Regions from separate parts of the Homo sapiens genome. Here region 2 is linked to region 1. Evidence: chromatin loops called from intact Hi-C (ENCODE). Cell type or tissue: OCI-LY7. All regions are shown on one strand. Links, peaks and the distances in the headings refer to the core of each region. The heading gives the core; the rest is flanking DNA. Region 1 has its middle 18 kb from the start of SNX27. Region 2 holds the start of RIIAD1 (regulatory subunit of type II PKA R-subunit domain containing 1).

Region 1 (5,375 bases), core at 286-5,285:
GGAATTCTCAGGCCTGGGGGAGAGGCAGACATGAAAACAAACAAGTAGTGTACATTGTGATAAGTTTTGTGCCAGCTGCTGTGGGAGCCCTGATAAGGGATGATTAACTCTGTCTGGGGATTCTCTGGGGAGTCAGAGAAGACTTCACCAAACAGATGTCATTTGAGTGGGGTTTTGAAGGATGACTAGGAGCTTCTCAGAAGGATAAGGCAGGGAAAAGAATTTCAGGCCGAAGGAAGCACACATGGAAAGGCAGAGAGGTGAAGAAGGACATGGTGTGTCTCAGAAACAACTGGCAAGGTAGCAGAGGTCCAGAAATGAGACTGAACGAGTAAAGCCACAGGCAGCTTAATCCCGACCATGACCCCTCCGTGGCCCAGGGAGAAGGAAGGCAAAAACAAATTGAAGTTCTAGTCCTATTGCTGCTGAGTAAGCAACACTATTTTTCTAGATGAAGATGATATCCTTAACTCTTTGTTCCATGAGTGTTCTAGATCTTCTACAAGATTATAATCTGCTAGTGAGAACTGTCTTCTCAAGGGATCCAGGCCTTCTACATTTGGAAAGGCCATTGGACAGGTCATCTGGAATCTTTTGGGAAGCTGCGTTGATTTGAAATGTCATTATTGCTGATTGGAGCTCTGAAGAACCTGCCATTTGACAGAGGAGGGAACCGAGACTCAGAGAGGTGAAGGGGCCACTTGACCTCATCATGGTAGGATGAGCCAGGCCAGCACCCAGCCCTCCTTGCCACCCTCACTGAGCTTCCTGTCCTACCTTTTTTTTTTTTTTTTGAGACAGAGTCTCCCTCTGTCATCCAGGCTGGAGTGCAGTGGTGCCATCTCGGCTCACTGCAAACTCCGTCTCCCAGGTTCAAGCGATTCTCCTGCCTCAGCCTCCCAAGTAGCTGGGATTCAGGCATGCACCACCACGCCCGGCTAATTCTTGTATTTTTAGTAGAGATGAGGTTTTGCCATTTTGGCCAGGCTGATCTCGAACTCCTGACCTCAAGTGATCTGCCTCAGCCTCCGAAAGTGCTGGGATTATAGGTGTGAGCCACCGTACCTGTCCTGTCCTTCCTTTTATCCCCTTAAGGAGCCCAGGTTGGTGCTCTTTTATTCAGTGGATATGTAATAATTCTGGTTATTTCATCCTCTCCAGAAAAAAAAAAAATAAGTGTATGGTTTGGTGGACTTTCTGGAAACTTCCAGAACCAATTCTTCCTGAGTAAGGGCTTATTAAACATGAGCAGGCCGGGCGCGGTGGCTCATGCCTGTAATCTCAGCACTTTGGGAGGCTGAGGTGGGTGGATCATGAGGTCAGGAGTTGGAGACCAGCCTGACCAACGTGGTGAAACCCCATCTCTACTAAAAATACAAAAATTAGCCAGGCATGGTGGCACGTGCCTGTAATCCCAGCTACCCAGGAGGCTGAGGCAGGAGAATCACTTAAACCCAGGAGGCGGAGGTTGCAGTGAGCCAAGATCGCGCCACTGCACTCCAGTCTGGGCAACACAGTGAGATTCTGTCTCAAAGATAAACAAACAAACAAACAAACAAGCATGAGCAAAATGAACTGAAACTTCCCAAGGAACTCTAGGAAAAGCTGGTCTAACACATGAGCCTTACAAATTAGTTTTTTTTCAATCACCTTTCAGTCTACCAAAATTTTTACCAGTCTTAAAATGCTCCCAGTTCTTTTCTGTTTTTTGGGTTTTGTTTTTTGTTTTTTGTTTTTGTCTGTCTGTTTGTTTGTTTGTTTTGAGACAAGGTTTAACTTTGTCACTCAGGCTGGAGTGCTGTGGCACGATCTCAGCCCACTGCAGCCTCAACCTCCTGGACTCAAGCGATCCTCCCACCTCAGCCCCCCAAGTAGCTGGGACTACAGGCATGCACCATCATGCCCGGCTAATTTTTTTGTATTTTTAGTAGAGACAGGGTTTTGCCATGTTGCCCAAGCTGGTCTTGAACTCCTGACCTCAAGTGATCCGCCCACCTCGGCCTCCCAAAGTGCTGGGATTACAGGTGTGAGCCACTGCAGCCGGCCTAAAATGCTCCCAGTTCTTCTCAAAACTCTGCCTCTGATGATGTGAGCTGTAAGGCAGACTAAACTAGGACACGGACACATTTTCAATTTTTCATAAAATATTTGCTTTCCTAGAATCCAGTATCTTTTTAGGCCTCTTTTTTTATCCTTCTGGTGCTAGGCCTAATTTACAAAATGGCTCCCTCATCTCATCCTAATTTGGCTGGCTGCTCTTTGCTAAAGAACTGAGTTTAGGATTTACAACATGAAAACTACAGAGACCCAGGCAGGTCTGAAGAGACAACTTGCTTGTCTTCCTGTGGGGCCCGGCGGCGGCCACCTGCACAGGTGCTGGAAGACTTGCTGCCCTCTAGTGGCTGCATCCTGGGCGCGCAGGAGTACCTCCACTTCGCAAATGAAAAAAATCCTCGTTTTCAGGTTCACCGGCTAAACGTGCTCTGAAAGCATTGTCTTCCCCTCCGAAGACCCATGGAATTTTAGAGCTAAAAGGGAACTTAGTCCATCCCCTACTTTTCTGGTTTCTCGTTTTGTTTTGTTTTGTTTTGTTTTGTTTTGTTTTGTTTTGTTTTGAAGGAGCCTGAGGATCAGAGAGATTGGGTCCTTCAGCTAAGAACCTGCAACAGTTAGAGAAGTAGACAGGAATAGAATCTCCCCGCTACCCCACACCCTTATTAAAAGACAGGGAAGGGAGAGGAAGTCACCATTTGAAATTTAGAAGTACACAAGATGCAAAAGGGTTGTGTACTCGAGTGAGCCAAGTGATCCCAGGGGATCCCGGAGGGTCTGGCTAAAGGCTGAGCTCTCCCCGTCAGCCACTCCCCTGGCCCGCCCCCTCCCCAAACCGCTTCTGCTTCCCCAGGAAGCTACTTTGTAAGTGCACGCAGGCCTCGGATAGGGACCATCTCTCTGCCGCTTTTTGAACTTTCCTTAGGTCAAGGACACTGCACTCCAGTGTAGATCTAGATTTTTGTCCAAATTTCAACCTAAAGTAATTCACTCCCCCACCCCCGCCATTGGGCCTCGGTTTACTCATCTGTCAAATGAGGGAGTTGGATCGGATGCTTTCTAAGGTTTCTTTTAGCAGTGGTAGTTTATGATTGTCTGCCTCTTGGCATACAAGTGTCAATGAAAAGAGACAAACTATAGAATATTTGAAGAGATTTATTCTGAGTCAAATATGAGGGACCAATGGCCTGTGACATAGCACTCAGGAGATCCTGAGAACATGTGCCCAAAGTGGTCAGGCCACAACTTGGTTTTACACATTTTAGGGAGACATAAGGCATCAATCAGTACATGTAAGCACCCAGCTGATTCCAAGTCTTTAGACAGTAACTTAACTCTTTCAACCAATTGCCAGTCAGAAAAGCTTTGAATCTACCTATGACCTGGAAGCTCCCCCAACCCCCTTCCAGTTGTCCCACCTTTCTTTACTAAACCGATGTACATCCTTACATGTACTGATTGATGCCTTATGTCTCCCTAAAATGTGTAAAACCAAGTTGTGGCCTGACCACCTTGGGCACATGTTCTCAGGATCTCCTGAGTGCTATGTCAGGAATCAATAGAATTAGAATCAATAGAAAGGAATATCTGAGTCAAGATAAGGGATTGTGAGACCAACCTTCTATCATACAGATGAAGCCTCCAGGTAGCAGGCTTCAGAAACAATAGATTGTAAATGTTTCTTATCAGACTTAAAGAGTCTGTTCCATCAGTAATTCCAAAAGGGATGAGGGTTATGATGAGGTATGTCCAGCTCCTGCTTCTAATCAGGACCTGAACTAGTTTTTCAGGTTAACTTTGGAATGCCCTTGGCTGAGAAGACGGGTCCATTCAGATAGTTGGGGAGGCTTAGATTTTTATTTTTGGTTTACACCAGTGTCTGGTGGCACTACTAGACTGGTGGCAACTTGAGAGCAGAGTCTGTGTATCTTTTCCTCTTCACATCCTCAAAGCCATGCCCTATATCTTCTCTGACATTGAATGCTAAAAAAAATTATTTATTTAGTTATTATTTATTTATTATTTGTTTTTGAGATGGAGTTTCACTCTTGTTGCCCAGGCTGGAGTGCGATGGCGTGATCTCAGTTCACTGCAACCTCTGCCTCCCAGGTTCAAGCAATTCTCCTGCCTTAGCCTCCTGAGTAACTGGGATTACAGGCACATGCCACCACACCCAGCTAATTTTTGTATTTTTGGAAGAGATGGGGTTTCACCATGTTGGCCAGGCTGGTCTTGAACTCCTGACCTCAGGTAAAATGCCCGCCTCGGCCTCCCAAAATGTTGGGATTATAGGCATGAGCCACTGTGCTGGGCCAAAAAATACTTATTGACAATTATTAACATATTTAGCATGTGCTACATGCCAAACGTGCCACATAGGATCCCCTCATATGGCTTTGTGCTGGCCACTGCCACACCCATGAGATTGTCAGGCATGGCACTAAGCACAAGTGCTCTGGAATCGAATCACCTATGACCTAGAACTGGTTTGACACTTTCTACCTGTGCATCCTTGGACAAGTGACTTACTATGTCTCAATCCCTCATCTGTAAAATGGGGATTAAATGACAGTGCATGTAAGCACTTGGTAAATGTTCTTATTAGATAGGCATTATTATTTTGGTTTTATAGATTAGGAAATTAAGGCTTAGAGAGCTTAAATAACTTTTCCAAACTAGTATGGCCAGTAACATATCTAAGATTATGAGCAAGATCCAAAGCCCATGCTAACTCCTTAAACTCTATGCTACACTATTCCCCTATTGTTGAATGACTGAATACAAGAACAAGTGAATGAATGCATGAATAAGATTATTTATTGCTGATGGCAATGATAATAGCTGGCATTTGACTCTCCCGTAAGGAGGATATTGGTCCCAGAATCTGTCTCTTCCTCATTCCCTAGGGCCAACTAAGAAAGAAAATGAAAACAATAATTTAAAAAAAAAAACAAACAGAAATGCCTCTTTATGATGAAAAAAATACAGGTTTCTTCTAAATCAGGGCTGTTCAATCTTTTGACTTCCCTGGGCCACAATGGAAGAAGAAGAATTATCTTGGACTACACATAAAATACACTAACACTAACAATAGACAATGAGCTTAAAAAAAACTGCAAAAGAATCTCAATGTTTTAAGAAAGTTTACAAATTTGCATTGGGCCACATTCAAAGCCATCCTGACGCGGCCCAGGATGGCTTGATTGAATAAACTTGTTCTAAATCAGTAAGCACGTATTAACCATCTACTTTGTGGCACTATTAGGGCTAGGCACTGTGGAATTAGAGATATCCCTGACCTTTAAAAGCTTGCAGTCTCTCTG
Region 2 (5,375 bases), core at 151-5,150, 130 kb before region 1:
TCTGACAGGTGACTGAAACAACTCATTCTTATTCATCAACCCCAAGCATTCTAATCCTGTTGTTTGTGAGCAATGCAAATGTTGATTTAGTTTCAGCTTTTAACTTCTATCCCCAATCTCTCTGCTGGAACTACTACTAACTTGGAGAGCAAGCTCCCCAGGATAGGAACGATATCATCTTATTTCCCTTTAGAAGAAAAGTTGCAAAAGGTGACGGCCTGATCCTCAGGTCTGATATTGACAGAGGATCCCTAAACTCTCTTTTGCCCAAGGCTTATCCCTGGCCAACCTTCATAACTGGATAGGTTTCAGTTTTCTCTGTTTCCTTCCCCTATCTGCCCTCTGAGAATTTGTTGCCACTTGGAGAAACGTCTATAATATGAATAGTGAGTTTTTTTAATTTTTATTTCATGAGATAGAATCTTGCTCTGTCGCCCAGGCTGGAGTGCAGTGGCGCAATCTCGGCTCACTGCAACCTCTGCCTCCCAGGTTTAAGCGATTCTCCTGCCTCAGTCTCCCAGGTAGCTGGGATTACAGGCACGTGCCACCACGCCTGACTAATTTTTGTATTTTTAGTAGAGACAGGGTTTCCTCATGTTGGCCAGGCAGGTCTCGAACTCCTGGCCTCAAGTGATCCACCCCTCTCAGCCTCCCAAAGTGCTGGGATCACAGGCGTGAGCCAACGCATCTGCCTGGCCAACTTTTTTTTGTTTGTTTGCGATGGAGTTTTGCTCTTGTTGCCCAGGCTAGAGTGCAATGGAGCAATCCCAGCTCACTGCAACCTTTGCCTCCTGGGTTCAAGCGATTCTCCTGCCTCAGCCTCTCAAGTAGCTGGGATTACAGGCATGTGCCACCACGCCTGGCTAATTTTGTATTTTTAGTAGAGACGGGGTTTCACCATGTTGGTCAGGCTGGTCTCGAACTCCCGACCTCAGGTGATCCACCCGCCTCGGCCTCCCAAAGTGCTGGGATTACAGGCATGAGCCACCTTGCCTGACCTCGCCAACTTTTGAGAAGACAAGGGAGGGCCCACCTCTGGCTATAAGCACACAGTCCAGAGGGGAAATGGGGACCGACTGCTTACAGCACAATACAGTGGGAAAACCAGGGGTTTGAATCCTGGTTCAGCAACTTTGGGAAGGTACTTCACCTTTCTAAGCTTAAATTTTCTCACTTATAAAATAAAAATGACAATCACCTGTCTTTTGTGGAGGTGCTGGGAGGATCAGCAAAAGTGTTCCAAGATGCCACACACTGCGTGGGCACTGAGAACACAAACACACTCCACAAGCTCGGAGCTTTGGACCAGTAACAGAAGATTGACAGCTCAATTACAATACAGTGTGGTAAGTGCTAATGTAGGGGAACAGCACAATGCCTGGAGATGGGTGCCATTATAATTATTTAAACCTTGTCTATTTGTCTATAACCAAACAGCATTTGAGATAGCTCTATTGTTTTCATCCACTGATGCTCCGTGATTTATTTTTTTAATTCTCCTTCTTCATCCCATTAGGATATGTTTCCATTCAAGCAAATGCCAGGCTGAAAGGAGGGTGGGGGAAGGAAAGAACATATTCCAGGATACGCTGGTAAATTGTCTTCTCTTCCCCAAGAAAAGAGTGGCTTCCAACCCTTGGAATTTTTCTACAGTAATGTTTTCAAGTAGGGAAGGGCCAACCAGACAACTGATTTTTGTTTTAAGTTCAACTAGTGATTTTGTTAAGCTCCTATGGTTGAGAATAGTGTTCTACACCCAGTGGATGGCTGTTGGGTTTCGCAACGCCAAATTCCCTCTTCCAAGTGTCATAAGGTATGTATTTATCCTTATGGTTAAAGTAAATGAATAGACATATTTTTAAGAATTTAGAGATAACTGAAGGAAACCTCTAGAGATAACGAAGAAAACCCTGCGTGCCACAAATCCCAGAGCCTGGAAAACCACCTACCTGAAGAAACCACTTATGAGCCACTCTACTTCTTTGTGGGTCCTTAGGTACTTTTCGTTAGCAATCCGAGTCTGAATCTGGGGGGCAAGAACAAAGGGTCACTTCCATTAGGAGACAGATTCAGGGTTCAGCCCTGGAGATGTGAAGGGCTGCGGGAAACGGCGTGCGCATTTAACCCAAGTCTTTCCCCAGGATGCTTGAAAGTTTAAGCCACCCATCTTCTTACAGATAAAATATCATTCTGCCGCTTGTTCAGGATGAGGGGCCTTTACTAAGGTCGGATGTGTCTGGCAGTAATTTCGGCCCATTTCTCTGGCCGAGTCCCTGAGTTAGTTCTTCCTGCACTCTCAGATGCCCGTCGCGCTCTGTGCTGGGATCAGACGCCTAGAGGTCCGCCGGGGGTCTCCCCTGCGCCCTCCCCACTTTATCAGGGAACAGGCTCCCGCTCCCCTTCTCTCGGCGGCTCTCTTCCCAGTCTGGGGCCCCAGTCCTGGGGCAGCTACACTTTGGTGGACGCTGGATGGGGGCGCGGGCGCACCCACCTTGAATTTTCGCAGCTGCTCCAGCTGCGCTGCGCTAAGCGCCCCGGGGTCGGGCCGCTGCAGCAAGCCTGGCAGCGTCTCCATCTTGCTGCGGTCGTCAAGGCGACCGGCCGCGAGCCGGCGAGGCCCCGCCCCCGGCCCCGCCCTGCCCCCAAGCCCGGCCCCTTCAGCGAAGCAGGGGCTAGGGGCTGAGGGAACTGAGGGGTGAGCTCCGGGGCGGGGGCTTGGGGGGTGGGTCTCTAAAGGATCGCCTTTCCCGGATTGGGGGACTGATTTCTGGACTTAATTGTATGTGGAATGAGCCCTTTTTGACCCCACCCAACTTCAGGGTTTTTTTGTTAGCTCTAGAGTAAAACAGGAAAAAAGGTCTCCCCGAATCTGCTTCCAGACTCCCTCACTTGGACAGAAGCTAGAGGAAGCCTAGTACTGGGGAAAGAGAACCCAAGCTTCTTCCCTTTCCACTGTCCCAGAAGCCAACCCGTCCCTCTGTCCGGTACACATTCGACACTGGAGCCGTGGATTCTTCAAACAACGTGGAAGCACCCCAGAACATAGAGTGAGCTGAGTTCTGCAAAGGAAGGAACGTTCTGTCCGACTAAAGATGCTGGAAAGGACCTGGGGGACATTCTGCCAGAATTTCCCCCTCTTGGACTGACTTTTTTGTGTAGATTAACTTTCTCTTCACCCTGGGCTCCTCATAAATTCTAAATTATTTTATTCCACTCCCAACTGAATACGGGAGGAGAAAGGGAATTTGGTCTTCAAGATTTGTTCTTCTAGTATCTAATTAAGAAGAGAAAGTGAAACATAAAGCCAGAGAGCTGAAAATAGCCACGAGAAAGGGCATGAGCCTGTCTGTCAATACACACATGCCGAGCTCCTACCCCCACAGAGATCGTGCTCAGCAGAGGCCTTCTGAGAAGCAGGAGAAAAAAGGGAGGCTGTCTTTTCAGATTTGTGAACAACTGCCCTAAGGAGCAAGAAAATACCATGAGAAACAAGCTCAGCATTAGGCCCTGGCCGTGGAGGGGTTATCATTGGTCTGCTTCTGTCCTTTCCAGCAAAGACTGAGGAAAAGAAGTGAAAGTGTTGGCAGTTCCCAAGCCAGGGAAAACCACAAGAAGTAAATTAGGTAGTGGGCTACAAGCCACTTCCCAGGAACCCCATCTTGGTTAGTGATCATTTTGGTTGATTGTCTTTTTTTAAGAGAGAGAGTTAATAGAGTGAGAGAGAGATAAGCTGCCATCTGTCAGAAGTGATTTTTTTTTTCCCGGCAGGAGCAAGAGGTTAACCAGAGATAATGGTTCCTCTTGGCCAAGATCTGTCTTTTCTCCCCATACTCCCTCCAGAGAAGCTGGTGGTGGCACCTCCAGAGCTGTGCCAGCCAGTACAGTCACCACAAGCCACCTGTGGCTCTTGAACACTTGAAAAGTGGCTGTAGGTGTTAAATGTGCAGCAAATATAAAATACACACAGGATTTTGAAGGCTTGGTATGAAAAAAATCTCATTAATAACATGTAATTGATTTACATGTTGAAATAGTATTTTGGATATATCAGGTTAAATAACATTTATTATTAAAAGTAATTTCTCTTGTTTCTTTTTGCTTTTATATATGGCTACTAGACATTTTTAAACCATATATGTGGCTTGTATTATATTAGACAATGCCAGAGCCTGGACCAGCAAACCTACACACTCAAACACACACAGGCATGCACAGTGTTCTCTACCTCCCCACCTCCAAGTAGGAAATGATTGATACCCTCCGTCTGCCAATCTGTGATCTTCTTGTGCTTTGATAATCAATCAAGCCTTTCTTCACTGATCACATCCTATGACCCAAATGCCCATGTATGAGAGGGGCTACTTTTTGTTTTTTTAACAGCGTCTCAGTACTCACTATTATGTATTGTGTTGGCCTGTCTTACCTTCCACTTGAGGTGGAAGCCACTTGAGGGCAGGAAGGTTATAGAATCAATTCTTTGTGCACTCTCATAAATTCTGCTGCAGATGTCTTCACTCTGTATTCAATCAGGGAAGCCAGTAAGTACTTCATGACTAGCCACTCTGCCCACACATACCACCACATTTTGCCCTTTCTGAAAAATATCCCAATTATCCAGCATTTCTCATTTCCTAAGAATCTAAAGCCAGGATCAGAGCTCTCCCTTTATAAATTCAATAATCTTTTTATGTAGGGCAGCCTAGCTTTGACTGCAGAGGAATAAAAAAGAGGGTGAGCTTGGGGGTGGTGGGCAGAGAAAGTATCCTGGAAGCCTCTCTCTCTCCTAGAGAGAAACTTTCCAGAATAGGCATCTGAGTCTCAGGGCTCCCCTGCCTTTACCTCACAGGACTCCCATCCCATGGCCTGAAAGAACACCAGAGATGTGTTCACCGTCACTCAGCAAGGAGAGTCTGATGAGTGGTACAACTCTTCTCCTCTAAACCCTGCCTCTTCTCTCAGACTGACACCTTTGGGGACCACAAACTAAGCAAAGGACTGGACGCATTTTGCTGTCTGCAGCTGTCTCCCCAATTACTGACTGGGAGGAGGAGTGAGGGGAGTTCATTTTAATTCATTTTTGTGAATGTTTAATATTTCAATTAATATGATTAGCCCCAAGCCTGAATGAGCAGCAGGGCGGCAGATCTGCTGAGAAGACATAGAGTAATGAGATCAACAGGGCCATAGGGTCTTCCCCTTCTCCATCCTCAGAGGACATGATCTGTTTAGCATCTCCATAAATACCAAGATCAGATTAGAAGGCAAGGAAAGGAGCAGTGGGGGTGGGGTAGGTGAGTGGAAAGTTACTTTCAAGATGTGTGTGCCCTTCTTGATTCCCTGGCTCTGCCGTCATTCGCTTCTTCTGAGCACCCACC

The links. Peaks named below come from ENCODE experiments on the same cell type or tissue, not always from the same donor. Only the 100,000 strongest peaks of a DNase experiment are listed, where the experiment ranks them.
Region 2: a loop joins it to region 1, with 2.9 times the contacts of the local background. A loop is called at or near these places in 90 of 110 quality-filtered maps.

Annotation. Positions count from the first base shown.
Region 1 is chr1:151,591,356-151,596,730 of GRCh38, reverse strand. No RefSeq gene overlaps it. Among named protein-coding and RNA genes, the nearest start is that of SNX27, 18 kb to the left of the region's middle. RefSeq lists a cis regulatory region at 1-489 and enhancers at 1,468-1,968, 1,969-2,469. In OCI-LY7, for the core only: CTCF peaks have their summits at 2,207 and 2,413 (motif pointing left); a DNase peak (open chromatin) is centred at 2,370.
Region 2 is chr1:151,718,737-151,724,111 of GRCh38, reverse strand. It overlaps RIIAD1 (regulatory subunit of type II PKA R-subunit domain containing 1), which reads right to left and starts at 2,590. Exons shown (of 5, transcript NM_001144956.3): 1 at 2,492-2,590; 2 at 1,950-2,026. The coding sequence starts at 2,575. RefSeq lists a silencer at 2,636-2,705. In OCI-LY7, for the core only: a CTCF peak has its summit at 2,302; a DNase peak (open chromatin) is centred at 2,611; H3K4me3 peaks cover 1,369 bases.